2 separate regions of the Homo sapiens genome follow, and region 1 is linked to region 2. Evidence: chromatin loops called from intact Hi-C (ENCODE). Cell type or tissue: HCT116. All regions are shown on one strand. Links, peaks and the distances in the headings refer to the core of each region. The heading gives the core; the rest is flanking DNA. Region 1 overlaps TIAM1 (TIAM Rac1 associated GEF 1). Region 2 has its middle 50 kb from the start of TIAM1-AS1.

The links. Peaks named below come from ENCODE experiments on the same cell type or tissue, not always from the same donor. Only the 100,000 strongest peaks of a DNase experiment are listed, where the experiment ranks them.
Region 1: a loop joins it to region 2, with 7 times the contacts of the local background. A loop is called at or near these places in 8 of 110 quality-filtered maps.

What each region holds. Positions count from the first base shown.
Region 1 is chr21:31,189,977-31,205,104 of GRCh38, forward strand. TIAM1 (TIAM Rac1 associated GEF 1) reads right to left here. Exons shown (of 28, transcript NM_001353694.2): 12 at 12,932-13,036; 13 at 5,248-5,329. Among named protein-coding and RNA genes, the nearest start is that of TIAM1, 150 kb to the right of the region's middle. In HCT116, for the core only: CTCF peaks have their summits at 8,695 (motif pointing right) and 8,895; a DNase peak (open chromatin) is centred at 8,705.
Region 2 is chr21:31,502,006-31,517,133 of GRCh38, forward strand. It overlaps a transcript of TIAM1 not described here. Among named protein-coding and RNA genes, the nearest start is that of TIAM1-AS1, 50 kb to the right of the region's middle. RefSeq lists a silencer at 7,796-7,855. In HCT116, for the core only: CTCF peaks have their summits at 7,146 and 7,780; a DNase peak (open chromatin) is centred at 7,816; H3K4me3 peaks cover 882 bases; H3K27ac peaks cover 2,150 bases.

The sequences.
Region 1 (15,128 bases), core at 3,788-11,787, 310 kb before region 2:
GGGCAGAGGGAAATTATTCAATATAAACCTATGTATCCACCAACTGGAAGGCTGTTAGCTTCAAATACAGGAAGGGATCATGAGTGGCAACTGGAATAATGATCAGGAGAACGAAGGAAGTGCTTAAAATTAAGTGATGAAACTAAGGTCGGGCGTGGTGGCTCATGCCTATAATCCCAGCACTCTTGGAAGGCTGAGGCGGGAGGAAAGCATGAGCCCAGGAGTTTGAGACCAGCCCTGGCAACACAGTGAGACCCTGTCTCTACAAAATTTTTTTTAAAAAATTAGCTGGGCATGGTGGCACGTGCCTTGTAGTCCCAGCTACTTGGGAGGCTGAGGTGGGAAGGATGGCTTGAGTCTAGGAGGTTGAGGCTGCAGGGAGTCATGATCCCACCACTGCATTCCAGCCTGGGCGACAGAGTAAGACCCTGTCTCAAAAAAGAAACTAAGAACAAACTCATGAGATGAACCACCAAAAGATTCCTCAACCTAGAAAAACCATAACATGATAAACAATAGAGAATTACTCAAAACTAGAGTCCAGGATACAATGAAAATTCAGATAACAAGCACAGGCACCTATAACATGAGGAGAACACACGACTAAAAAATATAATAGTACTAGAAGTACCCAGAGAAAAGGAACATTAAGTTGCTGAAATGACGCATCCTTCTACTTCAAGGCAGCCGAGGGTCTCATGCTTAGTCTAAGTATCATGTAACTGGATATGTGAACTAATTTCAACAGTAAAGTGTGGGAGTGAGCTGAGGGCTGAGATGGAGAGAGAGGCAAGAGAGAGAAATTAAGTAAATGTTCCCGCTTTAAGTGTGTTCAGTCAGTTGGATTATTAAATTATATTCTCCTCCCTAAAGTGTTCTAAAATAGAAAGCAGCATATGATCTGTATTGTGAGGTGTTTCTGTGTTTGTGCCGGCAGCTTTTACTTGTACTGAACTCAGTATCTAACCAGAAGCCACTTAGCTAGGTGTTAATATTAGATACAGATGGGCTGAATTTCGACTCTGCGGTAGCTTTTAATCCAGAGGCAATCAGATCTCTGAGGACTGGGGGAATGTTTCACCTCTTCAATCAATACGCTGCTGGAACATCAAATGCCAAAACCAACCCGAGCACGGAGAAGAAATGATTTAACTGAGCTTATTAGCCATGAGTGGCAGGCTTTTCTTTTCTTTTTTTTTTCTTTGAGACAGAGTCTCACTCTGTCACCAGGCGGGAGTGCAGTGGCACAATCTCAGCTCACTGCAACCTCTGCCTCCCAGGTTCAAGTGATTCTCCTGCCTCCCGAGTACCTGGGACTACAGGTGTGTGTCACCAAGCCCGTCTAATTTTTTTATCTTTAGTAGAGATGGGGTTTCACCATGTTGGCCAGGATGGTCTCAATCTCTTGACCTCATGATCTGCCCACCTCGGCCTCCCAAAATGCTGGGATTACAGGTGTGACCCTCTGTGTCCAGCCTGTGGCAGGGCTTTTCAAAGTGAAGTCAGGGAACAGGTGCCAACTGTTTGCTAATGGCAGTAATGTCAGGACAGAAATCAAGACTAAGCATTGAGAACCTCTTGTAGCTTTGACATTGCCACAACCTCCAAGCATGGGATTTTGTATTTCACAAAAGCAGCAGTGGTCACAAAAGAGTGGAAATTAAAACAAAACAAAATACCTGCTTCTTTACATCGGATGAGTTGGGAAGCACTGTTTGTAACACTCTCAAGACTGACGCCTGGTGCCCTGTCATACCCTCCTCAGGGGGTAAAAGTAAATGGGTTCTGTGAGTAATTCAGTGACTTTAACAAAAAGTATTAAAATGTATACAAACGGTAGCAGTTTCATGCCCAGTTCCAATTTCTGAGTCCCTGAATCACTCAATCTTAGAAGCAGAGTCCAAGAGCTTTGAAATTCAGCCTTCTGAACTTGATCTTTGCTAGTTTATCCTTACTCAACAAAAATTAAGTAAACTGAAGAGAAAAAGAATAATCATTATGGAGCATCTAATTTTGGAGGATCCAGGCACTTCACTGCTACCAATTACAGCTCTAATTACTGAGGTCGGCTTTTTGCTGCATAATAAGCCGCTCATAAACATTTATTCCTTGCCATGAGAAACATTCTCCTGGCTTTATTATGTCTTTAGTTTTAAGGTCAAGAAATAAACAGCATAAAGTTATAACGCAAGTGGCCAGGGTTCAAAACTGGATTCTCTTCATTAGGCCCAAATCCTCTATTGAGTATTCCGAGATGAAGACTGGTGGCCTACAGGGGAAGGTGCAGAAGGAATGTAATATCCCAGTGCTCAGAAAAGAGTTTTAAAGATTTTCAAATGCTAAAAAGCTTAATAACCTGGGCCAGGCACAGTGGCTCATGCCTGTAATCCCAGCACTTTGGGAGGCCGAGGTGGGTGGATCAGTTGAGGTCAGGAGTTCAAGACCACCCTGGCCAACACGGTGAAACCCGTCTCTTCTAAAAGTACAAAAATTAGCCAGGCATGGTGGCACACGCCTGTAATCCCAGCTACTTGGGAAGCAGGAGAATCACTTGAACCTGGGAGGCAGAGGTTGGAGTGAGCTGAGATCGCGCCACTGCACTTCAGCCTGGGCGACAGAGGGAAACTGTGTCTTAAAAAAAAAAAAGACAGCTTAATAACTTGATTCAGAGAGAAATCTTAAGCGAGCATATGAGGTAGTCTTTATGTCTTTCCACCGGGAACTTTGTTCTCCTTCTACCAAACAGTAGAATCACACTTCAGTGCTCCCTCGTAGGTAGGTATGGCTGTGTGACTTGCTTTGGCCAATGAATTGGGAGTGGGACAACACCTGCTTTCCCATCTCCCCTTCCCCCTCTGCAGAGTGACAAGCACTGTCCCAGGTGGCAGCTGCTCCAGACCTGGGTGTGGAATGAGGACAACGTATGGAGTCCCAGCCAACCCACAAGGGACGCGTGGTGAATGTGAGAAATAAATGTCACTGTTTCGAGCCACCGGGCTTTGGTGGCTGTCTGTTACCTCAGCTAACCTCGCCACTCCTGACTGATACAGCACAGCATGGATTTTCCTCACTTAATTTACTCAGGCACCAACTCTGTTACTATTCAAGCCATACAGTGTAATGCTAAGTAAAGAAGACTGGTCTTAAACATATGGAAAGGAATATATATTTAACTCCGCCAGAATGTAGACAACCGCATAGGAAAGCGTTAACACAGCAGGCATGACTGCTATTCTTCGAAAGGCCCGCTTACAAATTTGAACCTTGGCTGGTATCCTGAGAACTTGGATTTTGGGAGGGTTCCCAACACCCTGAGTGGCTCACAGTGCCTAAACTGTGGTACAAACAATGGGATTTATGGTGAACGCCTACTTTCCTCCTGGGAGTCTGGAATTTTGGTGCATGCTAGGCAGAGGGTGCCTAGGGAACCAGCCTCCCCAGAAAAGCCCTGGGCACTGACTCTCTAACCACCTTCCCTAGGAGAGAGCATTTCTCAGGTGTCCTCACAACTTGGTGCTGCAGGAGTTATCCTCATTCTACGTGACTCCACTGAAACAGGGCCCGCTGAAGCTCACACCTGGTTTCCCCTAGACTTCACTCCATGCGCCTTTTCCCTTTGCTGATTTTGCTTTGTGTTGATACAGGAGTTAAGATGAAATGATTTAGGCAGAGAGCGAGGAGAAGAAAATCCTCAGTAACATTTTCCTTTTAATGAAAAGCAACCCCCAAATAATTTTTTTTTGTAACAAAAAGCAGCCTGTAAAATCAAGCTGCACACACAGACAAGCAAGCTGGAAGCTTACACCGGTGAGTGCCGGCAGTGTGAATCGGGAAAAGCTAGCTGGGACTAAGCATGTTCAAAATGGCGGCTCCATCCTCTCTTCTCTTTGTCAGCCATGCGTACAGTAAGAAGCAGTGAACATGGCCCCCGCCAGGCAAAGACTCCATTTGCATAATAAAGATTAGGATAGGGCAGCCAGCTTCCATGCGTGCTGTGTAGACCTCACACCTGGTCCAAACAATCTGTGGGCCTTATGTAAATCAGACACCGCCTCCTCAAGCCTGGCTATACAAATCCAGTGCATTCCGCCGCTGGCCGGAAGACCCACTCGGGCACCCCTCTCTCTCTGCAGGAGAGAGAGCTATTCTCCTTTCTCTTTTTTTTTGCCTGTTAAACCTCTACTCCTAAACCCACTTCTTGTGTGTCCGCATCCTCGATTCCCTTGGCATGAGACAACGAACCGTGGGTATTTACCCAAGACAACGAAGCCGCTTCAGTATAATTTGCTATTAAAAAAATCATAGTTGTGAGTATGACCAGAGGCTGAGCTCTGTGGGTCTTCCTAGTGAATCAGCAAACCTAGGGATGGTCTTGGGGACCCCCCTACACACCACCAAAATAGTTCCTTTAACATTATTTGTATGGGAAGGGAGGATAATGTAGGATAATGGCTTACTTATTTTGAGATTTCTCAAAATTTATAGTTTTCGGGAGGGGGTGTAAAAGAATAATTCCTACATTACTAAGGTACATCATAGTATATGTTAAACAAAAATTATGGGAGGTCATTGTTGTGAACTGAGTTCCTGCATTATGCCCGAAAGGCCAGATCAAATAAAAATGGAATCACTCATGCTGGATGCCACATAATCAAACTAAAACTTTCAGGAAGCAAGTAGATCCCCAAACAGACCAGTTTTTCCTGAAAACATGAGATTCCGGTCTACCTGAGTCAACAAAATAAGTAGGTCCCCTCTGCTTTAACCCTTACAAAAAAGTAACCTGAAGTAAGCTAAGTTAAACAATCAGTTTTCTTCTTCCACTGTTCTGTTTCCTTGTCGCCAACTTACAAACATCACTGTTCTGCCACTGCCCAGAGGGAGCTCTCATTCTATTTTGTAGAATGGAGGCTATCCCATGCATGAATCACAAATAAAAGCCAGTCAGATTTATAACTAAACTTGTTGTAATTTTATCTTTTGACATATAAAATAAGCTACCCACTTCCTTTTTAGGACAGTAGAATCCCAGTAATTAAAGTTATGAAATTTAACACCAAAGTCTACATCGTACCCAGAGTAAATATCCCTGTTATTCCCTAGTGTGGCTGCCCTCCACAGAGCAGGAGCCAGATATACTATCTGTTTTAGATAGGACTCAAAGGCATTTTGTTGAACTGTAAATAAATGCATGCTTACATAAGAAATACTTTACCTTAAAACACAAACAAAGAAAAATAAACTTACCGTAAGTATCAGCAGCTGTATCTGACTTCTCAATGTGGATGCTCTGAGTGACTTTTGGACAGATTTCAATTTCTTTGTACAGCTGAAAGTTACAAAGGGGAATCTAATTAGAATTTCATTATAACTAACTTTTAAAAATGGTCATCATTTCATAAATCTATTTTTTCACAATTGATACTTACGTGAATTTGCACTTCACAATCTTATCATTAAACGAAACTCATTAAAAGTAAAAAGTAAAAGTAAAAACTTCCAGCTGTCGTCCTCAAACATAGCCACAGTTTGGTTTCTAAGTAATTCCTCCACATCACTCTGTCTGTCTATTCCTACCCAATGTCTATCACAGACCTGAAAAATAATGCTAAAGTAATGGAGATCTCTAGTTGTGGGGAGAAAAAGTTTATTAAAATCAAGAAGAGGTTATAAAGATCTTGGTATGGAATTCATGGAAATAAGATAAATCTCTATGCTTCCATTCAAAAAGTTCATCATAGTACAAATAAGTAGAGACAAATGATAGCATTGAAACAGAAAACAAATTACGTAAAGGAGGATATTCTTTTTTTTAGCCACTGAACTGTATCGAAATTAGCTAGAAAACTGAAGTACACAAATTAATCAGCCTTCTAAAAGCCCAAGAAAGGAAATAACTTATGACTAAGTCCTCAAAAGCAACTGCAACAAAAATGAAAATGGAAAAGTGGGACCTAATTAAACTAAAGAGCTTCTGCACAGAAAAAGAAACTGTCAATAAACAGACAATCTACAGTATGGGAGAAAATATTTCCAAACTGTGCATCTGACAAAGCTGTAATATCCAGAAACTATAAGGAACTTAAATCAGCAAAAAGTGAATAATCTCATCAAAAAATGGGCAAAAGACATGAACGGGCACTTCTCAAGATAAGACATATATGTGGCCAATAAATATATGAAAAAATGTACACATCGCTAATTATCAGAGAAATGTAAACCAAAACCACAATGAGATACCATCTCACACCAATCAGAATGGCTATTACTAAAAAGTCAAAAAACAACAAATGTTGGTGAGGCTGCAGAGAGAAGGGAATGCTTTTCTTTTCTTTTTTCTTTTTTTTTTTTTTCACACGGAGTGTTGCTCTGTTGCCCAGGCTGGAGTGCAGTGGCGCGATCTCGGCTCACTGCAGCCTCCATCTCCCAGGTTCAAGCAATTCTCCTGCCTCAGCCTCCTGAGTAGCTGGGATTACAGGCGTTTGCTACCACATCTGGCTAATTTTTTTTTTTTTTGTATTTTTAGTGGAGATGGGGTTTTGCCATGTTGGACAGGCTGGTCTCAAACTCTGACCTCAAATGATCCGCCCACCTCAGCCTCCCAAAGTGCAGGAATTACAGGCATGAGCCACCATGCCCGGCTGAGAAGGAAACACTTATACACTGTTGTTGGGAATGTAAATTAGTTCAGCCACTGTGGAAAGCAGTTTGGAGACTTCTCAAAGAACTTAGAACTACCGCTTGACGCAGCAATCCCATTACTTGGTATACATCCAAAAGAAAATAAATCATTCTACCAAAAAGACACGTGCACTGTATGTTCATTGCAGCACTATTCACAATAGCAAAGATGTGGAATCAATCTATATGCCCATCCAGGGTGGATTGGATAAAGAAAATGTGGTACATGTATACCACAGAATACTATGTAGCCATGAAAAAGAACAAAATCATGTTCTTTACAGCAACATGGATGCAGCTGGAAGCCATTATCCTACGTGAATTAACACAGGAACAGAAAACCAAATACCTTCTCACTTACAACTAGGGGCTAAACAATGAGTACTCATGGACATAAAAATGGCAACAATAGATACTGGGGACTACCAGAGGGGGAAGGCAGGAGGAGGACAAGGGTTGTGAGACTAACTGCTGGGCACTAGGCTTACTACCTAGGTGACAGGATCAACAGTACCCTAAACCTCAGCATCATGCGATATACTCAGGTAACAAACCTGCACATGTGCCCCTTGAATCTAAAATAAGAGTTAAAATTATTTAAAAAATTTTTTAAACAAAAAAGGCTGGAAAAAGAGCTTTGTACAAAGTCAAGATAAGAATGATGCAGAGTTCACACATCATAAATGTTGTTTAAATTAATCAATATTTCATTTTCTTTTTTCTTTTTTTTTTTTTTGAGACGGAGTCTCGCTCTGTCGCCCAGGCTGGAGTGCAGCGGTGTGATCTCGGCTCACTGCAAGTTCCGCCTCCCAGGTTCACGCCATTGTCCTGCCTCAGCCTACCGAGTAGCTGGGACTACAGGCGCCCGCCACCGCGCCCGGCTTTTTTTTTTTTTTTGTATTTTTAGTAGAGACAGGGTTTCACCATAGTCTCGATCTCCTGACCTCGTGATCCGCCCGCCTCAGCCTCCCAAAGTGCTGGGATTACAGGCGTGAGCCACCGCGCCCAGCCGGATATTTCGTTTTCTTATGTCAAGATCTATCATCAAGACAATAACTTACAGAGTTCTGACCATGTGTCACGCCTCTCACGCTAACTCCATGAGACAAGCGTGATGTCCATTTTACAAATAAAGGCAAGAGCCTAAAGAGAAAGTACTTTCCTAAATTCAGAAGACCAGTTCATACACAGCTGGGATTATGAACCCAGGTCTCACTGGCTCTAGAGCCGCATTCTTTCCACTACACTACGATGCCTCCCAGATCAGCCTTCACTGGAACACAGGGTATGAACGCAAAGGGAACCTACCCTCTTAGGTCAGTCAAAGGTTCAAATCCAAAATTTATAATAAAAACTCACAAACAAATAGATGTGTCAAATGCTCATATAGATTTTTAAAATTATTACTCTATCTTAAAATGAAAACCAATTTTGAGCCAAGGTCAATAACAAAAAACGTGGCCGTTAGCACTAAAGAGAAGTCTTGATGATTATCTAAACTTGCCCGTATCCCTGACCACACAGCCATTCGTCCAGAAACGATTTTATTCAGGCAGGTAGAAAAGAGTGGCCAGTTTCTTCTCTTTATTTGCTTGGGGCATTTGAAAGGTCAGCATAATACTTGTGACTCAGGAGCCTGAGAAAGCGTTTGCTATAATAGAATGCCAAGGAGTGTGGGGGATAGGAACGTGGACAGGACAGCTTGGATCCTTTTAAACACCTCAATTTAATGCAATTTCCACCAAATGCAACGTGTCAAGGGCATGACTGAATGTGGTTTCAGTGTTATACTTTAGAAATGTTTCATACTGATACATTTACAAATGAGAAGAAATCAGTTATACTACTTTTTCATTCAGAAAATAGCCACCAAAACTCTAAATACTAAATTCAATAAGGTTTACAATGTATAACCTAACACCACAAAATGCTCAAGGAAATGTTATCAACTACGTTCACTTCAACTTATCAGGAGCCTTACTTTTATTTTTTAAAACTTTAAGAGCCAAACCCTTCCTCCAGGTGGCAGTATATAACTGTTTGTTTTAATCATTTCCACAGGATCTAGTGGGACTAGAGCTTTGTGCATAATCTTTCCTATATTTTCATAATACTACTTCCTAGTTTTCTTTGAAATTAGTGTGAATATCACTGTGTCTTTTGCTGGTCTCAGACAACAACTCAGTATCATAAGACAGGCCCGCTGGCCACAACATCCTTAGGCTGGTTGGACTAAAGCCAGGTTTAGTGAACAAAACTAAAACTATATCTCAAGAAGCGTTTGTACTTTAAAATATATTTTCAATGCAACCACGATATCTGGAACTAGAAATCTGGAAATTCAGTAGTTTTATACATAAATGCACTTAATGATGAAATAGCTCACATCTTCCCTTTCTTTTATTAAATCAATAATGTTGCAACTTTCCCTGTTTTCAAAAACTGGATGAGAAGATCACCAGATTTTAAGAAAAAAATTGCTTACCTAGGGCTCTTGAGTTCTCACAAAATCAGGATCATTTCTTTCTCTGTCTCCTTTGGGTGGCTTGGTCTGAGCCACCGTCACGCTCTTGCCTGACGATGACTCTCTACAGCCTTCTATGGGCCCTGGCTGCTCATCTTCTCATGCCCTATGGGCCCACTCATCTGCCATAGTGAGCCTTTCAAAGCCGACAATGCCCTTTCTCTCTGGGGTTTCCTATGGCACTTAGGCTCTACATGGCCTATCCTTTTTCCCTCCCCCCCACCATCTCCTGCATCCCCTCTTTCGTGCCCTCTCCGCCAATCCTCCTCAAACACCAGGTAAGCCACCTCCACCATGGCCACCCTCCCCCTGCCCAGGCCTTAGCCAGCTTTGTTCTCTCAGCCTAGAACATTTTTTTTTTTTTTTTGAGACAGAATCTGGCTTTGCCACCCAGGCTGGAGTGCAGTGGCACGATATTGGCTCCCTGTAACCTCCGCCTCCCGGGTTCAAGCAATTCTCCTGCCTCAGCTTCCTGAATAGCTGGAACCATAGGCGTGTGCCACCATGCCTGGTTAATTTTTGTATTTTTAGTAGAGATGGAGTTTCAGCATGTTGGCCAAGCTGGTCTCGAACTCCTGACCTCAGGGGATCCACCTGCTCAGCCTCCCAAAGTGCTGGGATTACAGGCGTGAGCCACCATGCCTGGCCAGCCTAGAACACTTGTCTGCAAAATACCTCTATGATTCCACTCCCTCTCTTCACTCACTCACCCTGTTCGAACATCACATTAAAAAAAAAAAAAAACACACAAAAAATAAATAAAATAAAATAGCAACAAGACCCACTGCAGATGTGCCATCTCCCTCTCTCTACTTGCCCCAACTTCTTGTCTCTCCAGGCTTTGAACATTCCCTGACATATTACACATTCACATGTATTTTTACTTGTTTCTGCAAACTTGAATACAGGTTCCACCAGAAGCAGAATTGTTTTGGTGTATCCCCAGTGCCTAGAACAGCTAGAGTAGTGCCAGGCATACAAATGCTAAATAAATATTTGCTAGATGATAGCTGGGTGTGGTGGTGGGCAACTCTATTCCCAGCTACTTGGGAGGCTGAGGCAGGAGAATTGCTTGAACCAAGGAGGCAGAGGTTGCAGTGAGCCAAGATCGCGCCACTGCACTCCAGACTGGGCAACAGAACAAAACTTCATCACAGAAAAAAAAAAAAGTGATATCTTTATATTTACAAACCTTAAACTGAAAATCAGCATTTCCTTTTATCCTAAATGAATGTAGGCAACAAACATAGTAATAGTAGCAGTGCCTGTGACTCCGTCACGAATGGAAATCACAGTTATTTTCATATCATGTTTTAGCTGCTGCTAGTGTCTCAAAATATTATTTATGCTCATCGTTACCTCAGAACAGTGGTAGCTATTAGATCTACTGCTAGGTCTTGTAATTTAATGGTCTAGCTATTAGGTCTATGTCTACCTATTAAGCCTTATAATTTAATAAGCTAATAAATAAGAACATATATTACCAATAATTCAAAAAATATTTTTGAGAACTATTTCAATATATTTAGGGCACAGGTAAGCCTATGTATTCTATTTTACGCGATTGAAAATATCATTCTGAGAAGGGGTCTGGAGGCTCCACCAGGCTACCAAAAGTATCCAAAGGACAAAATAATTAAGAACCTTGGTTGAAACAGAGGTTTTGCAAGACTGTGGCATTTGCATCCTTACAGATCTATGGGCTGGAGACCTTCTGCAACAGGCCAAGAAATAATACCATGGTCTCCCTGTACTTAAGATTCTTTTAAAATACATATATAGCTATCTGCATACAAAAATTGTAGATCCAAACAGACTAAAGAGACCACACAATGGGCAAGGCTTAAAAATAATGAGTCCATACAATTTCAAAAACTATGTCTGAAGTACCTATACCTCTTATGTGAAAAATATGAGGAACATGGAACCTGGTTAGGCATGATCCCTATAATTCAGGATGCAAAATACTCATTAACCCCAAGATGCAAAATATATAATCTAATAACTCTTCTAGTGTTAGCAGGAAAGCACTTCCCTTTTTTAAGTAAGAAAAAAGGGTTTTCTTTCCTTTACTCATACAGCAGCACCAAGACTGGCCTTTTCCCCAGGCCAGAAAAAGAATACATCAGCCCTCTCTGTTAAATGTACTGAACACAGAACAGTTACTGATTTAAGTGATAGTTGGAAAAGGGCTCATTATTTTGATAATCTTCTATTGCATAACGTGCTATAAGTGTTACAAAAGCACACGCTCTCTTACATTTCCTTAAAAGCCCTTAAAGGGGCACAAGGTAACTTTTCAGATAACAGAAATGTTCCAAAGCATGATCACAGCAGTGGAAACAAGACTGTATACATTTGTCAAAACTCATTGGATTGTGTCCTTAAAGTTGGCAAGAGTTTCCTTAAATGTAAAGTATACCTCAATAAAGTTGACTAAAAACACAATTTCCTACTCATTTTTAAATCATGCTTCCCTTTTCCAAAAAGAGAATAATACTTGGGTTTAAATGTTCAGTTCCGCTTTCTGTGGTGAAACCCTCTCTGAAGTCACTGTTATTCACACATCCATGGCAAGCAGTCAGAGCCCCCAGAGGAATGACTAAGAACAGAGAGAGCACAGGAACTCCAAAATAGAGGCGCCTTGCTCCCAAAATGTTTCTTTCCTGGAACTGACAAACGCACCACTTTGCTAAAGAGCAAAGAGCTTGTCACTGGGCTTACTGCAATAACAACCATTGTAATTTACCAAGTAAGCATATTATCTCTAATCTTTGTAAAATCCTAGAAATTAAGTATTAGCATTTCATTTTTTTTTCTTGGCTAGTTCCATATGATTAGTAAGCAGGTCTGATTCAGAACCCCAGTCCCATAAGTATGTTCAAACTCAAATATATGTAAATGTCCCCGAGAAGCTATATAAATACAGTTCCAAAAGACTAGGACATAGATGGCAGCTTTTTTCACCCAACAAGATTTGATCCAGCAGTTTCAACATGGCTACGGATGTCACACAAAATTAGAATTAGCACTGTTTTCTGTAACAACAACCAGCTGATTTTTAAGTCACCAATTAAAATAAAAGACTGGCCGTGCGCAGTGGCTCACGCCTGTAATTCCAGCACTTTGGGAGACTGAGGTGGGAGGATCACTTGAGCCCAGGAGTTCAAGACCAGCCTGGGCAACAAAGCAGGATCCTGTCTCTACAAAAAAAAAAAAAATTAAAAAATAAAAGTTCGTCAGCCATGGAGCTGCGTGCCTGTGGTTCCAGTTACTCAGGAGGCTGGCACAGGAGGACCACTTAAGCCCAGTAGTTCAAGGTTGAGGTGAGCTATGATCACACCACTGTACTCCATCCAGCCTCGGTGACAGAGTGAGATCCTGTCTCTAAACAACAAAATAAAAATACTAAAATACAATAAAATAAAAGATTGCCAATGCAAGGAAAGCTAGTATTATAATAATGACTAAAGTTCTATCTAAGAGATAGCTCTAGATTTTGATTTGTCATGATAGCACTGCACTGCTTCGTGCGTAAACAAAGGTGATCATTCCACTCTGGAATACTGAGCTAAGTAGGGCCATCTCCACCAACTTAAGGGCTATGAATGAAGCTCATTTATTTTTGAACTCGTTCCACTCCACCAACTACAATTAACACGAGAACACTCATAATTTGAAGATAATCTCCCATAAAGTGTGCTTGGACAACAGTCATAACATTACCAGCTCATAGATGTCTTCCTCGGGCTGTGGAACATAGAGCTGCATTTTGTTTTCTATTAGAAATTTCAGGCGCAGGTAATGAGCAGAATGATCCAGTTGATGTGTCTGGGACAAAAAAGAAAGAAAGAAAGAAAATGTCTGTTCAATAGTAAATAGGCACAATTAGTTCTCCACCAACATACGATGTATTCCTATGACCAATAGAGTTTGTTGTTGTTGTTGTTGTTGTTTTGAGATGGAGTTTCACTCTTGTTGCCCAGCCTGGAGTGCAATGGCGCAATCTCGGCTCACTGCAACCTTCGCCTCCTGGGTTCAAGTGATTCTCCTGCCTCAGCTTCCTGAGTAGCTGGGATTACAGGCGCCCACCACCACGCCCAGCTGATTTTTGTGTTTTTAGTGGAGATGGGGTTTCACTATGTTGGCCAGGCTGGTCTCGAACTCCTGACCTCAGGTGATTCACCCGCCTTGGCCTCCCAAAGTGCTGGGATTACAGGCGTGGGCCACTGCTCCCGGCCCAATAGAAATTTGATGCTGAATGGGGGTATAAAGTTTCTATACTTCTTAAAAAGTTTACATCGTAAATGCAAAGTTTTAAAATAACTTTCATTGAACACACTGGTAACATTCCAAGGGTATCTTAGGATTCAATGGAAACAACTGACTCACATCTCCACGCCTCCTTATTTGATTCATTGTGCTCTCTAACACTGGTAAAATTTTCAACACAACACAGCAGATCAAAAAGGTTCTTAAATATAACTTCATAGATAGGTGATTAAAGAAAAGGGTAACAAGAAAGGTAAGAAAATACTGTATTTACAATGAGAGAAAAAAGCTGTGCCCAGGCAAAGTTGTTTTTTTAACCACATAGGGACAGTGGGACAGTTGTTAACAGTTCATTTGCAAGCGAGTCAGTGTGAAGACAAGGCTTTTGGACTTCAATCTTATTTATATACTCCCCAAGTGAGACTCCCTCCAGGGGCAGTGCTAATAGGCGTGTGTCCAACTATGGAAACACACTGAATGACTCGCTCAAAGAAAACAATTCTAAAATTGAAATTTTCAAGGACCCTTTAGTCCAGGATGGAACAATAGATTTTTTCTTCCTGTCTAAAAAGTAATCTTTGAATTAATTTTGAGGAATAAGTAATAATACCAACATGGTTTTATAAATCATTCTCAGTAGACAGTCAAGAGGATACAGGGAAAAAAAGAAAATGCTCTCCAAAAGTTACACAGCAACATGAAAATATATTGCTAGAGAGAAAATGTTTAAACCAAGTGATTTTTTTAAGCATCCTTATCTTTTAGGGGTACATCCTAAAGCGCTAATAGATAGAAATGATATAATGTCTGGAATTTGCTTCCAAAACAAATAAGAGTTGGGGGTGGGAGTGAGTAAATCGATAAAACTTAATTTGATCATTACAGATGCTAGGTGATAGATACATGAGAATTTATTACATTGTTCCCTACTTTTATACAAATTGGACATTTTTCACAAAATAAATATAAAACCTCTTCACATTCAAAGCTCTGCAGGTGAGAATTATTTCAAAATAAATAAAGTTAATTTTAACTGGTTCAGTACTCTTTCTACTTACCCCACCCTCAAAATAATATTTTTAAAGCCAAACTAACAGCATTCCAATAACCATTCCAGTAATATATATTCAGTTACACTTAACGAACTCTTAGATACGCCAGACACCATGTGCAGTAGTGAGAATACAGAAACTAATACAACATAAATGCAGTCTTCAGGAGTGTCTGCAGCTGCAGGTAAAAGCTATGTAGATGTGGAAGGTGAGGCAGCAGTGGTTTAGCATTTTAAATAAATATGTACATGCAGGACAGGCAACCTGCATTCTTGTAAAAGCACATTTCCAGAAAGTGGAAATGAGTTCACTCTGAACACATAGCAGAAGGATAAAGTTTTCTATCAGTGATTCTTGGGAACCCCAACCTTTCTCCTCTCCTGAGTAATATGATAGTTTGCAGCCTGCTGTGCCAGACACAGATGCCATTCACCGAACATGTCCCAGTGCACCTGGCTTTTGTCCTTTCACTGCCTATATTTGAGACCAGATGCTCAATGTCTGACAGATCCAAGATTGTTGATGTCAAAGATAATAAGGCTGGAGGCGAAAGCCCAGGGAACATAAAACAGGAACTTTTTAAGTGTGCTACTTACTGC
Region 2 (15,128 bases), core at 4,016-12,015:
AAGACTAAGAGCAGGCACTGCCTTGTCCATCCTATTTATTCTCCCCCAGGTTTCACTTAGCTGTTTTGAGAGCTGGGGGAAAGTTCCAGTGTCAAGGAATTCAACTGGCAGAATTAATGACTCAATAGCTTCAGTTCTAATAAGGTTACCAAACCAGTCCGCCAAGTAACATATCTTAAAGAAAAAAAAAGGTAAAAGGAGAAATACCAGAGAGGACATTTTAGGGGCCCACAAACACTGTCAGGAAGGAAGCAATTTTATTATTTGTTTTTTATTTATCTTTTGAGACAGGGTCTCGCTCTGTCGCCCAGGCAGGAGTGCAGTGAGGTAATCTAGGCTCACGGCAGCCTCGAACTCCTGGGCTCACGCAATTATCCCGGCCTCAGCCTCCCAAGTGGCTGGGATTACAGGTGTAAGCCACCGCACCCAGCCTGGAAGCAATTTTAAGAGAGGGCTGACTTCCATGTCCATTACTACCACAACCACCACCATCACCTACCACTTCCTACCACCCTCCCCCAAATCTGGGTCAGCACCAAGCATGAGGAAAATGGAACTAAGGACAGGATTTCAGCTAGGAAAAAAAGGAGATCACGAAGCCTAGATAATGAGTCAGGTGAGAGGAGTTTCTGCTCCATTCAGGACGCTGCCTTAAGATGTATTATGCCTAGATCATCCGTCTTGAGTTTCCTGGTTCACTCCGGATTGCACCCTTTAAAGCATTTCGTAGTTTCCCTTTACAATCAGATCCTAATGATTCAAGGATTGCTAATCCAGGTGGCTGTACTCTCCAATTTTGGTTGCCAGCCATTTCTCTGCTTAGGAGCATCTCATCAAAGGGAGAGCAAAGGAAGTTTAAAGAAAGCCAATCAGTCAAGCAAGGCACCCTCACATTCCAAGCTCTTACTTGAGTTAGGATGATGAAATTGACTTGGCAGGGGCCAAATCAAAAATAGAGGAAAAAAAAGGATGGGCGCAGTGGCTCACGCCTGCTGTGAGAGCCACACCCTGGGCTCTGATGTATGTTGCAGTGACATGGCTAAATGTACCAAGGTCAAAATTGTCCATAATCCGCTATTGTGTCTCCCTTAGGAAAATGGTGAAGAAGGCTGGGTGCGGTGGTTCACGCCTGTAATCCCAGCACTTTGGGAGGCTGCGGCGGGTGGGTCGTTTGAGATCAGGAGTTCAAGACCAGCTTGGCCAACACAGCAAAACCCCGTCTCTACTAAAAATAAAAAAAATAGCCAGGTGTGGTGGTGCGTGCCCGTAATCCCAGCTACTCAGGAGGCTGAGGCACAAGAATCACTTGAACCCGGGAGGTGGAGGTTGCAGTGAGCCGAGATTGTGCCACTGCACTCCAGCCTGGCCAACAGAGTAAACTGAGGAAAGAAAAGAAAAAGAAGAGAAGAGAAGAGGAGAAAGAGAGAGGAAGGAAAGAAGGAAGGAAGGAAGGGAGGGAGGAAGGGAGGGAGGGAGGGAGGGAAAGAGAGAAAGAGAAAGAGAAAAAAAGAGAAAGAGAAAGGAAGGAAAGAAGGAAGGAAGGAAGGGAGGGAAGGAGGGAAAGAAGAGAGAAAGAGAAAGAGAGGAGGGGAGGGGAGGGGAGGGGAGGGACCTGAAATCAGCACTCCAAAATACACTTGCTTTTTCTCTGACAAAACCAAAACGGCAGGCTGTAGGGATCCAGCACTGTGCATCCTGCATGAAAACAGTGGCTGACAGTGTCAGGACCCACAATACCTCTTCATCATCACAGTAAAGTCCGCCCTCAGAAGACTGGAGAGGTTGAAAGACCAGGAGAAACACCACCATTTGAGACATCACTAGCCTAAAATAAATAGGTTAATTTATGTTTAAAAAAAAAAAGTGAGGACCAGACTATGACCCCTTCCACGTCCAAAATTCTAAGCACGATTTGATAGACTAACTATCCTAGGTATTCCAATGGAAGAGTTGGGATCAGCCCATCCACTTTCCCAGAGCAGATCTCTAATGCTTATATGGTATCATTCACAAAGGGATAAAAGAGTAACTGTCCCTCCTGCCAATCCCTGCCCAACCTTACAGTGAACAAGAGCCTGAATCTTCCAGATGAAGCATGAGCGCTCTCCAAGTTAAGCATGGGCGTGCAAAGGGCTGGCATGCTGTCTGTCTTGACTTGCTGAGGACTGACAGGTTCCTGCTTGCTGGCATATGTGTTACAAGGCAACCCAGGCCTACAATGAACAACAGCCTGAGAGGGGTTGCCTTTGCAGGTAAAAGGGAGATCTGATTTAATCTTCACAGAGATGCAAGGGTGCATCCAGAAGAGGGGGCATGGCCGCTGAGAAGTGAGGAATCCAACCCTTTGGGGTAATTCATTCCCCGATACTTTTCAAGGATGGGCTGCCACTATGTCAAAAAGAAGGTACAACAAGTTCGCTACCTGGCAATTTCAGAAGCCACCTTGAGGGCAATGCACCCCTCCTCCAAGTTCAAGAATGCCACTGTAAGAAGCAGAAGCAATATGGGGAGCTGGGATCTAGGTCGCTCCTCTGTTAGATCTGAAAAGACTAAAACATGAAAACTTCCAAAGCTGGTAAAGCTCCTACTTCCCAGTTAGCTCAACCCAGTGGAACCAAGGGTAGTTCTCCAGGTCAATGTCTCTGACTGCACCAGGGGCTGATGACTTCTGCAGTGGAGGGGGAAATGCAGAACTCAGTTTGGTTTTTTCTACGTTCAGATCCCAAGTCATCCCTTTCTTCTTTGGATGTTAAAGTAGTATTCATCGGCCTGCATTTTTTCAGGATCTCATGCTTGCTAATAACCACTGTTACTAAAAAAAAGAAAAAACTTCTAGAGAAACCTGACCCTTCTCCCAGAAGCTAAGAACTTGACAGCTATGGTCTCCTCCACATAATAGATACTCCTGCCCTGATACTGCAAGACAGAAATGACCACTTTTAAAGAAATTAGCAAGTACCTTCAACAAATTTGTTATTAGCCTCTGACAGTCCCGCACTGGAGACCTCAGAAACACCAAAAATAAAAAGATACAATCCCTGTCATAAAGGGACTTAGGACACAGAATGAGTGAGGACCCCATGGGCCTAAAGCAGCATCCCATGGTGTGTAGCTAAGAACAAACCAGATTCAATCACAACTCAGCCACTGATTGGCCGGGCGACCACAAGGCCAAGCAAGCTACTTAACCCTCAGTTTCCTCACCTACAAGATAGAGATCGTGAATCCACCTCACAGTGTTGACATAGGATTCAATGATATAACTCATGCAAAAAAGCTTAGCTCTCTACAGGAGATATTATCATCAGCATGAATAATTAGATTCTAAGACCAAGAAGTATAAATGTTAAAAGATATGAAAGGTCAAGGAAATTTTAAAACTAGAAGACCTGGAAACTGGATAAACAAAGAGCAAAGAGAGATCAAGAAAAAAAAAAGTAAATGTATTCTTCTTAAGCCAAGCTCACTGGTGTCATTCACAAACACAGGGAATTCTTGACCAAAAAGATGACTAAGATAACTACTTCAACCAGCACACTCTGGAGCCCATGGAATTGGAAGAGCACTCATTGAGTGTAGACATTGCAGAGAATTGTGGGGGAAAAAATCAGTGGATCAGCATTACCGTCTTAGATGTTTAAAGCCTCTGAAGTTTTCTTAGATGGAAAGATCATCAAAGGTTACTATTCCAGCTCATTTTAAAAGCTGATGCCAGGCCGGGCACGGCATCAGATTTTTTTTGTAATCCTAGCAGTTTGGGAGGCTGAAGCGGGCGGATCACCTGAGGTCGGGAGTTCGAGACGAGCATGGCCAACACAGTGAATGAAACCCCGTCTCTACTAAAATTACAAAAATTAGCCGGACGTGGTGGCGGGTGCCTGTAGTCCCAGCTACTTGGGAGGCTGAGGCAGGAAAAATGCTTGAACCCAGGAGGCGGAGGTTGCACTGAGCCAAGATCTTGGGCCACTGCACTCCAGCCTGGGCGACACGGTGAGACTCTGCCTCAAAAAAAAAAAAAAAAAAAAAGGCTGATGCGCACAACAGGAAACGACCAACTTGCTCAAGGTCCCACAGCTTGCTGGAGACAAAGCTCTGATTACAACCCAGGCACTGATGGCTGCCCTCATAGTTTTCTGCCCAGCACGACTCCTCTTCACAGCAGGAAATCAGCCACCTACACAGGCTCCCTCCCCATTTCCATCTCTCTTCCCATCCCTAATAGCACTCTCTCTAAACTCACGCACTCTCACACACGTACACACACACACACACACACATATGCATCTGCATCTTTTTCCTCCCTTCCATATCTTTTTTTAAGGTATAAGAAATACATATACCATAACATCTATCATCTTAACCCTTCTTAAGTGTACAGTTCAGTGTTATTAAGTACATTCACATTATTGTGCAACTATCACCAACATCCATCTTCCGAACTCTTTCCATCTTGCTAAACTGAAAGTCTATACCCGTCCAACACAAACTCCCTTGAATTTCACTACTCTAGGTCCCTCATACAAGTGGAATCACATAGTATTTCTCTTTCTGTGTCTGGCTAATTTTACTTAACGTAATGTCTTCAAGATTCATCCATGTTGTAGCATGTGTCAGAATTTCCTTCCTTTTTGGCCAGGCACAGTGGCTCATGCCTGTAATCCCAGCACTTTGGGAGGCTGAGGCAGTTGAATCACTCAAGGTCAGGAGTTCAAGACCAGCCTGGGCAACATGGTGAAACCCCATCTCTATTAAAAATACAGAACTTAGCCAGGCATGGTGGCGCAAGCCTGTAATCCTAGCTACCTGGGTGGTTGAGGCAGGAGAATCACTTTAACCGGGAGGCAGAGGTTGCAGTGAGCCGAGATCGTGCCACTATACTCCAGCCTGGGCGACAGAGGGAGACCCTGTCTCAAACAAACAAACAAAAAACTCCCTTCTTAAGGCTAAATCATATTCCACTGTACGTATACACATTTTGTTGACCCACTCAATCAACAGACACTTGGGTTGCTTCCTCTTTTGGCTATTGTGAATAATGCTGTTATGTGCGTGGGTATGCAAATATCTCTCTAAGTGTCTGCTTTCAATTCTTTTGGGTAGAGACCCAGAAGTGAAATTGCTAGATCATATGGTAATTCTATTTTTAATTTTTTGAGGTGCATGCACCTTTTTAATTTTTTTTTTTTTTTTTTTTTTTTTTTTTTTTTTTTTTTTTTTTGAGACAGAGTCTTTCTCTGTCGCCCAGGATGGAGTGCAGTGCAAGGATCTCAGCTCATGAAACCTCTGCCTCCTGGGTTCAAGCAATTCTCTTGCCTCAGCCTCCTGAGTAGCTGGGATTACAGGCACCTGCCACCATGCCCCGCTAATTTTTTTGTATTCTTAGTAGAGATGGGGTTTCACCATGTTGGCCAGGCTGGTCTTGAACTCCTGACCTCAAGTGATCTGCCCACCTCAGCCTCTCAAAGTGCTGGGATTACAGGTGTGAGCCTGTAAAAGGGACCATGTCTGGTCCCTTTTAAAATTATATCACACTTCTCCATAACTACAACTAATAGCAAAATATGTTTTCTTTTTTATTCAACTAATGTTTATTCAGCACCAATTATATGGTAGGCCTTGGGCTATGTACCTGGGATACGATCAATCATGACCTAAAGTCATGGTCCCCGTCCTCTTGGGACTCACAGTCTAGCAGGAGGGACAGACAGGAATCAGATCACAGGCAGCTATCTGGAGCAGACAGACAACAGTGAAACTGACGCAGGCAGCAGTAACTCTGCCATCAATCATATTATGGGAAGGTGTTTTAGGGTGGTAGCCCAGGGGTGGGTGTGTGCTGTGGGTTGAATTGAGTGCCTTAAAAGATATGCTGAAGTCCTACCTGTCCTACCTCCCAGAACCTGTGACTGTGACCCAACTGGAAATAGGGTCTTCGTAGACATAATCAAGTTAAGATGAAGTCATACTGGCTTAAGGTGGGCCCTATTCTAATGACCAATGTCCTAATAAAAAGAGGGAGACTTGGACACAGACAGACATGGGGAAGGAGGACATGGAAGACACAGACAGGGACAGGAAGGACGCAGCTGCACACTGAGGAAGCCACCAGAAGCTGGAAGAGGGAAGGACAGGTTCTTCCTTAGAGCCTTCAGAGTGAACGTGGCCCTGCTCACACCTCAGTCGTGGACTTCGAGCCTCCTGAACTGTGGGAGACTACATTTGCATTGCTTGACGCTTCCCCTCCATGGTACTCTGTTAGCACAGCCCTAGGAAACCCTACAGGGTGGAACGTAGTCCTAGGTTGGATTCTTTTCTACCTTTCCTTGGAGTGGGGAGGAGAGAGATAGAGAAATAAAGAACTAGGTTTTCATATTGAAATTTCTTTTTTTTTTTTTTTTTTGAGACAGAATTTGGCTCTTGTTGCCCAGGATGGAGTGCAATGGCACAATCTCGGCTCACTGCAACCTCCGCCTCCCGGGTTCAAGCGATTCTCCTGCCTCAGCCTCCTAAGTAGCTGGGATTACAGGCATAAGCCACCACCACACCCAGCTAATTTTGTATTTTCAGTAGAGATGGGGTTTCTCCATGTTGCCAGGCTGGTCTCAAACTCCTGACCTCAGGTGATCTGCCCGCCTCTGCTTCCCAAAGTGCTAGGATTACAGGCATAAACCACCGCGCCCAGACTCATCTTGAAATTTCTAACCAACTTTCGATCCTGGCCTGTGGACCTGGGTCTCAGCTTCTGACTCTGTAGGGTGAGTGTGCCCTTAGACTATATCCGAGATCCTAGCGTTGAAGTGGTCCTAAGGTTCCCACGGAGTCTTTTTCAAGCTAGCCCACAGGGCAGTTCCTGATCACCCCCATGGGAGACCTATGCGCACACTATTGGTATTAAGATATGACTTGCTGCAGGACATTTAGCAAACTGGGCTGTGCTACGAACTCACCTGCCCCTCCCCCATGCCTTGTCATGAACAAAAATGCCTCCACCCCCATGTCTAGAGAAGCCAGCAAGAGGTGAGACCCCCTGGAGGGAATGAGTCTTAAAGCTGGGTCATAGAGCAGGCCACTGATTTTCCATGAGATCTATGTTTGAATACATTTGGAGTATCTGCGTGCCTCCGTGGTGGAGATTATGGGGTATGGAGGGCACCCTGCACAACGGTTCTTCAGGACTACCCGACAAACCCTACCTGCTGAGACTGGGAGGTCACCCCAGGGAGACTCACCCATTTAGGGAACCACTACTACAGCTGGGAGTGTCTCACCCTGTTGGATGGATCAGGCATGGCATGGGGAAGCCTCCTGAATATGACATGGAAAAAGGAAGCAGACATCCCCCGGCAGAGGTGCAAACCCAGCTCTCCTGGAGTCCTGCAAAGCCCCCAGGACCCACTCAAGGGCCATGTGAGCACCAAGTCACCTGCCTGGCACAGGCGCCACTTCCCACCCGCTCCTCGGGCACCCAACTGTTCCAGCACTCATCACTGCACCTCCTCCGCCACTGTCAACACAAACACCCACACCCAGGCAGGAAGTAAAAATAACCAGCCGTTTCATAGCATGTCTCATGCCTCATCTCCTTCCCGAGGCACGCCTCTCTCAGTCCCCTGCAGGCATCAAGGACCCACAGAGAGGAGAGAGAGGCAGGGAGTTAAGACAGTTCCAATGCCCTGTGCTTTGTCTACACTGTCAGACAGAGATCATCTCTAAAAGGGATAAAAGTCAGAGGCCCTTCCCTTGCAACAAAGACGGGGCTGCATGTTTCTCTCTCAGGGGCGCCCCCTACCTGGAAGGACAGTTCTTTCTACCAGTAAATTCCACGTGCCTGGAGAGCCGCAGAACTTCAGGGATGAGTCAGCCAATTACCGCTGGGCCCCTCCCCACCACGAGAGTGTGTTTATCTATCTCAGGCAGAGGTACTAGTGCCCAGGCAGAAAAGACATGAAAATCACAACCCCAGACCAGAACTAGCATCTTTTATGAGGCACAGCCATCAAAGGACCTCCTGACAGCAAAGCCTGGTGCTATGGTTCTGAAGTGCATCCCCCAAAAAGATATGCTGAAGTCCTAACCCGGGGTACCCGTAAATGTAACTGCATCAGTTTGCTAGGCTTGCCATAACAAAATACCAGAGTCTAGGTGGTTTGAACAACAGCAACTTATTATCTTACAGTTCTGGAGACTGGAGTCCGCGACCAAAGGGCCAGCAGGGTGGTTTCTCCTGAGGCCTCTCCTCGGCTGGCAGATGGCTGCCTTCTTTCTCGCTGTGTCCTCACACAGCCTCTCCTCTGTGCGTGCACATCCCTGGTGCCTCTATGACCAAATTTCCTCTACTCATAAGGACAACGGTCAGATGGATTAGAGCCCACCCTAAGGACCTCATTTGCACTTCATCATCTCTTTAGAAGTCCTGTCTCCAAATACAATCACATTCTGGCGTAATGAGGGTTCGGGATTCAACATATGAAGTTTCAACATAGGAAGTTTTGGGGGAACACATTTCAGCCCATAACAGACCTCATTTGAAAACTGTTGGGCTCACACCTGTAATCCCAGCACTTTGGGAGGCCAAGGCGGATGGATTGCCTGAGGTCAGGAGTTTGAGACCAGTCTGGCCAACAAGATGAAACCTCGTCTCTACTAAAAATACAAAAAATTAGCCGGGCGTGGTGACAAGCACCTGTAATCCCAGCTACTCAGGAGGCTGAGACGGGAGAATTGCTTGAACCCAGGAGGCGGAGGTTGCAGTGAGTTGAGATCATGCCACTACACTCCAGCCTGGGCTACAAGAGTGAAACTCCATCTCAAAAAAAAAAAAACAAAAAAAACTGTTTACTTTTTATGATCATGTCTTGCAGATGTAATTCATTAAGATGAGGACATATTGGAGTAGGGTGGTCCCTGAGTTCCTATGACTGGTGTCTTTGCAAGAAGAAAAAAGACACAAAGATACACACAGTGAAGGTAACCATTTGAAAGCAGAGACACATAGGACAACGCCATGTGGCAACAGAAGAGAGACAAGTCAAAGAATGCCATAGGTTGCTGGGAAGCACCATAAGTTAGGAAAAGGCAAAGAAGGATTCTACACAGCATCACAGGAGGAACCAATGCCGCGGGCACCCTGAGTCTGGGCTTGTGCCCTGCAGAACAACGAGAGAATAAACTTGTGTTGTTCTAAGTCACCCTGTTGGTGGCACTTTGTTAGGGCAACCCTAGGACACTCAGCCCTAGGAAACCAGGGTGAGCAGTTGGCTGGGCACTAAAGGTTCAGACCTCTTGAGGCCGCTTAGCCATACATAGAAAGCCTCCGTCAACACTATTTCCTTCTAATAAAATTCAATAATTGACTTGCAATACAGCCTAGCAGAGGAATTCTTAGTGCGGACTCTGTGGCCAGACTGCCTGGGTTCAGAACCTTGGTCTGTCCCTTACCAGACATCTGACCTTGGCCAAGACACACCCCCAGGGCCTCAGTTTTCCTCATCTGTAAAAAGGGCATGATAATAATAGTATCTAGCTCATCCTGCTAGGAAAATCACATGAGGCAATACTTACGCAGCAATCAATGCCTGGCACCGAGTCCAAGCTATGCATGGGTTTGATAAGTCCTGACAAAGAGTTATGTCACCGACGTATGCTTCTCTCAGTTGTATGTGAAATCCCGAAGAATCCTGGGTCGGGCCTCCCCGATCCTGGACTGATCATGTGTAACCTTAAAATTCACCAAAGTTCCAGGAAGGCACTTTGCAGAAAGGGAAAATGTAATAATACAAAGGAAACATTCCTAAATGATTAAAATGTCCCAAACTTACACCTCGTTGCTAGGGCAAGGGAAAAATATTATAACAACAAAATTTAATTTGAGAATCTATTTGAAAAATCAGCTGGAAGTGACAGGCAGAAATAGACAAGAGAGACACCATCTCAGCCATGGGCACGAAGGAGAGTGGCAGGTTAGGGTCAAGTGGCAAACCACAGCCCGTGGCAAACTCCTGGGTATGTCACACACAAAAACGTTGACAAGACATTTACCTAAGCTGCCTGGGATGCACTGAATTTCCTTATCCTACTGCAATTTATTTTATTTGTTTATTTTATTTTTTGAGATAGGGTCTCACTCTGTTGCCCAGGCTGGAGTACAGTGGTACAATCTTGGCTCACTGCAGCCTTGACCTCCTAGGTTGAAGCGATCCTCCCACCTCAGCCTCCCAAGTAGCTGGGACTACAGGCACATATCACCATGCCCAGCTAATTTTTTTTCACTTTTTGTAGAGGTGGGGCCTCCCCTGTGTTGCCCAGGCTGGTCTCAAACTCCTGGGCTCAAGTCATCCACCCGCCTCGGCCTCCCAAAGTGCTGGAATTACAGGTATGAGCCATCTCATCTGGCCACAATTTTATTTTTACTGTTGTCACAACAGCACTATATAAATCAATGAATGGCCTGTGACCCAGTTTGAAAACTACGGACACAGCCCTCTGCAAAATCCTTCCTACTTCATTTTTTCAGAATATTTAACTCCAGGGACTAAATTCTGAGGAAAACTCCCGGGACCTTCTTTTCTTTTCCAGAGTCAAAGACAGTCCTGTCTTTTTCTTTTTTCTTTTCTTTTTTTTTTTTTTTTTTGAGACAGGGTCTCACTCTGTCACCCAGACTAAAGTGCAGTGGCGTGATCTTGGCTCACCGCAACCTCCACCTCCCAGGCTCAAGCAATCCTCCCGCCTCAGACTCCCAAGTAGCTGGGACAACCGTTGCAAGCCACCATGCCTAGTTAGGTGTTTTTTTGTTTGTTTGTTTGTTTGTTTTGTATTTTTGGTAGAGACGGGATTTCACCATGTTGCCCAGACTGGTCTCAGACTCCTGAGCTCAAGTGATCCTCCTACCTCAGCCTCCCAAAGTGCTGTGATTACAGGCACGACACACGGCACCCAGCCAAAGACAGTCTTTTCTAACCATAGGGAAAACTATAATGTTCTAAAATAAACAATATGAGACTGGACACTAAAGACTATGAGGAAACAGGCTTCCAGAGGGCTAACTGCTCTATGCTAAAAATTCAGTGAAGTTTAACATTTACTCTTTTTTAACATAATTCTTAACTTCTAAAGCAATGCTATTTATTTTGTTTAATAAACATTTTCACACATGCCATATATATATGTTCCATACATATACACGTACCATGTTCCAGACACTATTTTAAACCCTTCACAAATATTAACTCATTTAATCCTCACAATGACCCTATGAAATAGGTAAACTATATGACACCATTTTACAGGTGGGGAAACTGAGGCCCAGAGAAGCTACCTGCCCAAAGTTAAGAGCTGGGATTCCAGTCCACTAGTCTGTGCTGCTCTAATTGATTTCTTCATCAATTTTCTCACTATCTCAGGTGCCCCTGTTCGCTATTAAGCGAACTTCCTCTTGAGTTTCAATGCTACCATGTTGTGAAATGCAAACTCTTAAACAAACAGCCCTGCCATTCAGGAGGGTGACCCACAAGCTCTCACCCTTTCAGCAGTCATCATCCCTTCCATGTTCTTTAGCAGTAGAATCAGACTGTCAAAATTAGCTCCTTAGAAACCAGAATATACCTATATTGAAAGAGCTAACTTCTGGATCTGTTTTAATGGAAACTCTTGTACAGATACCATGCCCTTCAGTTGTTTTCTTTAGGGTCAATCTAGACCTACTTGTAAAAATAAGGTTCTGGAGCCAGATGCAGTGACTCATGCCTGTAATTCCAGCACTTTGGGAAGCCGAGGCGGGTGGATCACCTGAGGTCAGGAGTTCAAGACCAGCCTGGCCAACATAGCGAAACCCCATCTCTACTAAAAATACAAAATTAGCCGGGCATGGTGGCATATGCCTGTAATCCCAGCTACTCCGGAGGCTCAGGCAGGAGAATCACTTGAACCTGGGAGGCAGAGGATGTAGTGAGCCGAGATGGTGCCATCGCACTCCAGCCTGAGCAACAAGAGCGAAACTCCATCTCAAAAAAATAATAATAATAAGGTTCTGGCACATCCCCCAAAGGCCTGCGACAGAGGGACATTTCTGGAAGGAAAATTCCCTTGTATTTCAAAAGCGGCTCTGACCCCATCCTCCTGCCTCATCCCACCCTCAATTGTATTTCATGATCTAAGAGGTGAAATTAAGAACAGACTCCCTGACTTGTAGAATCAAAGATGTTTGCCCCCACACATAATGCAAACCCAAGATTAAAGAAAGTAAAAACCGTTTAAGACCAAAAAGGCAATTATCCAACCAATCTCGTTTAATGAGAGAATTTACAAATTCTAGGTTCTTCCTTCTAGGGTTCTAAAGATTAGCCACCAATTGCTCAGGGCCAGCAAAGCAGCTGCCACAAATGTTAAGTTCCTAGCTGGAAAGTTAAAAAAATCATATTGATTTTTGAACTTTGGGAGGCCAAAATGGGCAGATCACCTGGGGTCAGGAGTTTGAGACCAGCCTGACCAAGATGGTAAAACCCCATCTCTACTAAAAATACAAAAAAAAAAAAAAAATAGCCAGGTGTGGTGGCAGGCACCACACCTGTAAACCCAGCTACTCAGCAGGCTGAGGCACGAGAATCGCTTAAACCTGGGAGGTGGAGATTGCAGTGAGCCAAGATTGCACCGCTGTTCTCCAGCCTGGGTGACAAAGTGAGACGCTTATCTCAAAAAAAAAATATTGATCTGAGTTTTGATACAACCACAGTCCTCCAAACCTCCAGCGTTCTGAACTGCAGAGTGCACGCCTGGAGGTCTGGAGTGTGGTCCCTGCTGATGCAGCTGCGCTGCCCTCTCTCTGCAAGAAAAAGGCCTCCTGCAGCCCGCAGCTGGGTGGAACCACGGGACAAAGCAGACTTTGTTCCAGCGGAAAGCCGATGTTAGGAGTTGGGAGAGATGGAAAGCAAGATAGAGTCACTTTATTTCTTGCTTCCAACTCTCATTATGTCTATTACACAGGCACACGACAGCTGCCAGACCCAGAAGTAGGCAGACGGGCCTTGCCTGGTTCGGTGACTCTTTTGCCAAAGGACATTGTGGATTTGACTACACTTTTGCAGAAACCCAAGTTTGGCCCTGGACCAAAAACCAGTCCTACCCTTTGTTATCCACCTTTTACCTTTCTTCGCTATCGACCCACAGGCCCCAACTCCAAAATCATGACCCACCCTCCCCACGCAGCCCTCATGTGCCTGGAGGGCCCCTTCTTCTTTTGTCTCTCTAGGAAAATCTCACCATCTTCTAGGTTGAGTTAGATACTCTATCCTCCATCCTATTGCACAGAAATCCTCAAAGTGTGGTCCCTGGACCAGTGGCATCAATATCAAAATCTGTGCACTGTGCCCCAGATCTACTGAAACAGAAGCTTGGGGTGAACCAGCAACCTGTGCTTTCACAAGCCCTCCGGGGGTGTTGATGCCCACTCAAGCTTTGCCCACTTCAACAGCCATAATCACTACTTTACCTCCTCCCTACTTAGCTTAGGACTCTGTCATTGTAAGTCCCTCAGAGTCTGGCACAAGCTAGGCACCCTATAAACACCCAATTGTTGAATTAAGCTAAATAACCTCTTCTAAAACTTGAAAGGGCAGTGTGAAATCGACAACTTTACAGGCTGCTGAACCTCCACCACCATCTTCAGACATGCAGCGCCAGCAACACCCAGGAATCCTGCAGAATAAAATCCTGCAGAATAAAGCCAGACTCGGTCAGAATTTCCATGGAGCAAGTGATTTGGGAAAAATTAATATGTGGCTCCTGTTCATGACCATTGTCTGCAGTAAGATTCTAAAACACACCAGGGACTGGACACATGGCTCACACCTGTAATCCCAGAACTTTGAGAGGCCAAGGCAGGCGGATCACCTGAGGTCAGGAGTTCGAGACCAGCCTGGGCAACATGGCAAAACCCCATCTGTACTAAAAATAGAAAAATTAGCTGGGTGTGGTGGTGTGCACCTGTAATCCCAGCTACTCAGGAGGCTGAGGTAGGAGAATCACTTGAACCCAGGAGGCGGAGGTTGCAGTGAGCCAAGAAGGCGTCACCACACTCCGGCATGGGAGATACAGCGAGACTCCATCTCAAAAAAAAAAAAAAAAAATAGGGGCTGGGCACAGTGGCTCACACCTGTAATCCCAGCACTCTGAGAGGCCAAGGCAGGCAGATCACCTGAGGCCAGGAGTTAAAGACCAGCCTGGCCAACATGGTGAAACCCCATCTCTACTAAAAATACAAAAATTAGCCGGGAGTGGTGGCATGTGCCTGTAATCCCAGCTACTAGTGAGGCTGAGGCAGGAGAATTGTTTGAACCCAGGAGGTGGAGGTTGCACTGAGCTGAGATCTCGCCACTGCACTCCAGTCTGGGTGACAAAGAGAGACTCTGTCTCAAAACAATAAATAAAATTAAAAAATAAAACACACTAGGGCAATGTTGGGAATGACACTGGTTTATGTCTCAAAAGGAGTCTTCACTGGCTCCATCAGGACAGCAGAGTTGAACCACTCCCTAAGGAAGAGAATTCTCTAAGAGAAATTAACCCACAGTATTTGGTATAACGTCCTCTTGCCTCATTAGAGCCACTGATTCCAAGCTTCCACCCTGCAAAACTCAACACACTATTGGTGCTCACACAACTGGACTTACCCTAAAAAAAAAAAAAAGAAGGAGAAGAAAAGATAGATAAAAATCAGAATAAAATTGAATAACAGGGCAGCACAGCACAAAATCCTTAGAAATATAATGAATTCAGGCTGGGCTCGGTGGCTCACACCTGTAATCCCAACACTTTGGGAGGCCGAGGCAGATCACGAGGTCAGGAGTTGAAGACCAGCCTGACCAATATGGTGAAACCCCATCTCTACTAAAAATACAAAAATTAGCTGGGCGTGGTGGCGGGCGCCTGTAGTCCACCTACTTGGGAGGCTGAGGCAGGAGAATCACTTGAACACAGGAGGTGGAAGTTGCAGTGAGCCAAGATCACGCCGGTGCACTCCAGCCTTGGCGACAGAGCAAGACTCTGTCTCAAAAAAAAAAAAAAAAAAGAAAAGAAAAGAAAAGAATACAATGAATTCACATGTTCTAGGCTTCTCTCTTTGCCAAGCACTATGT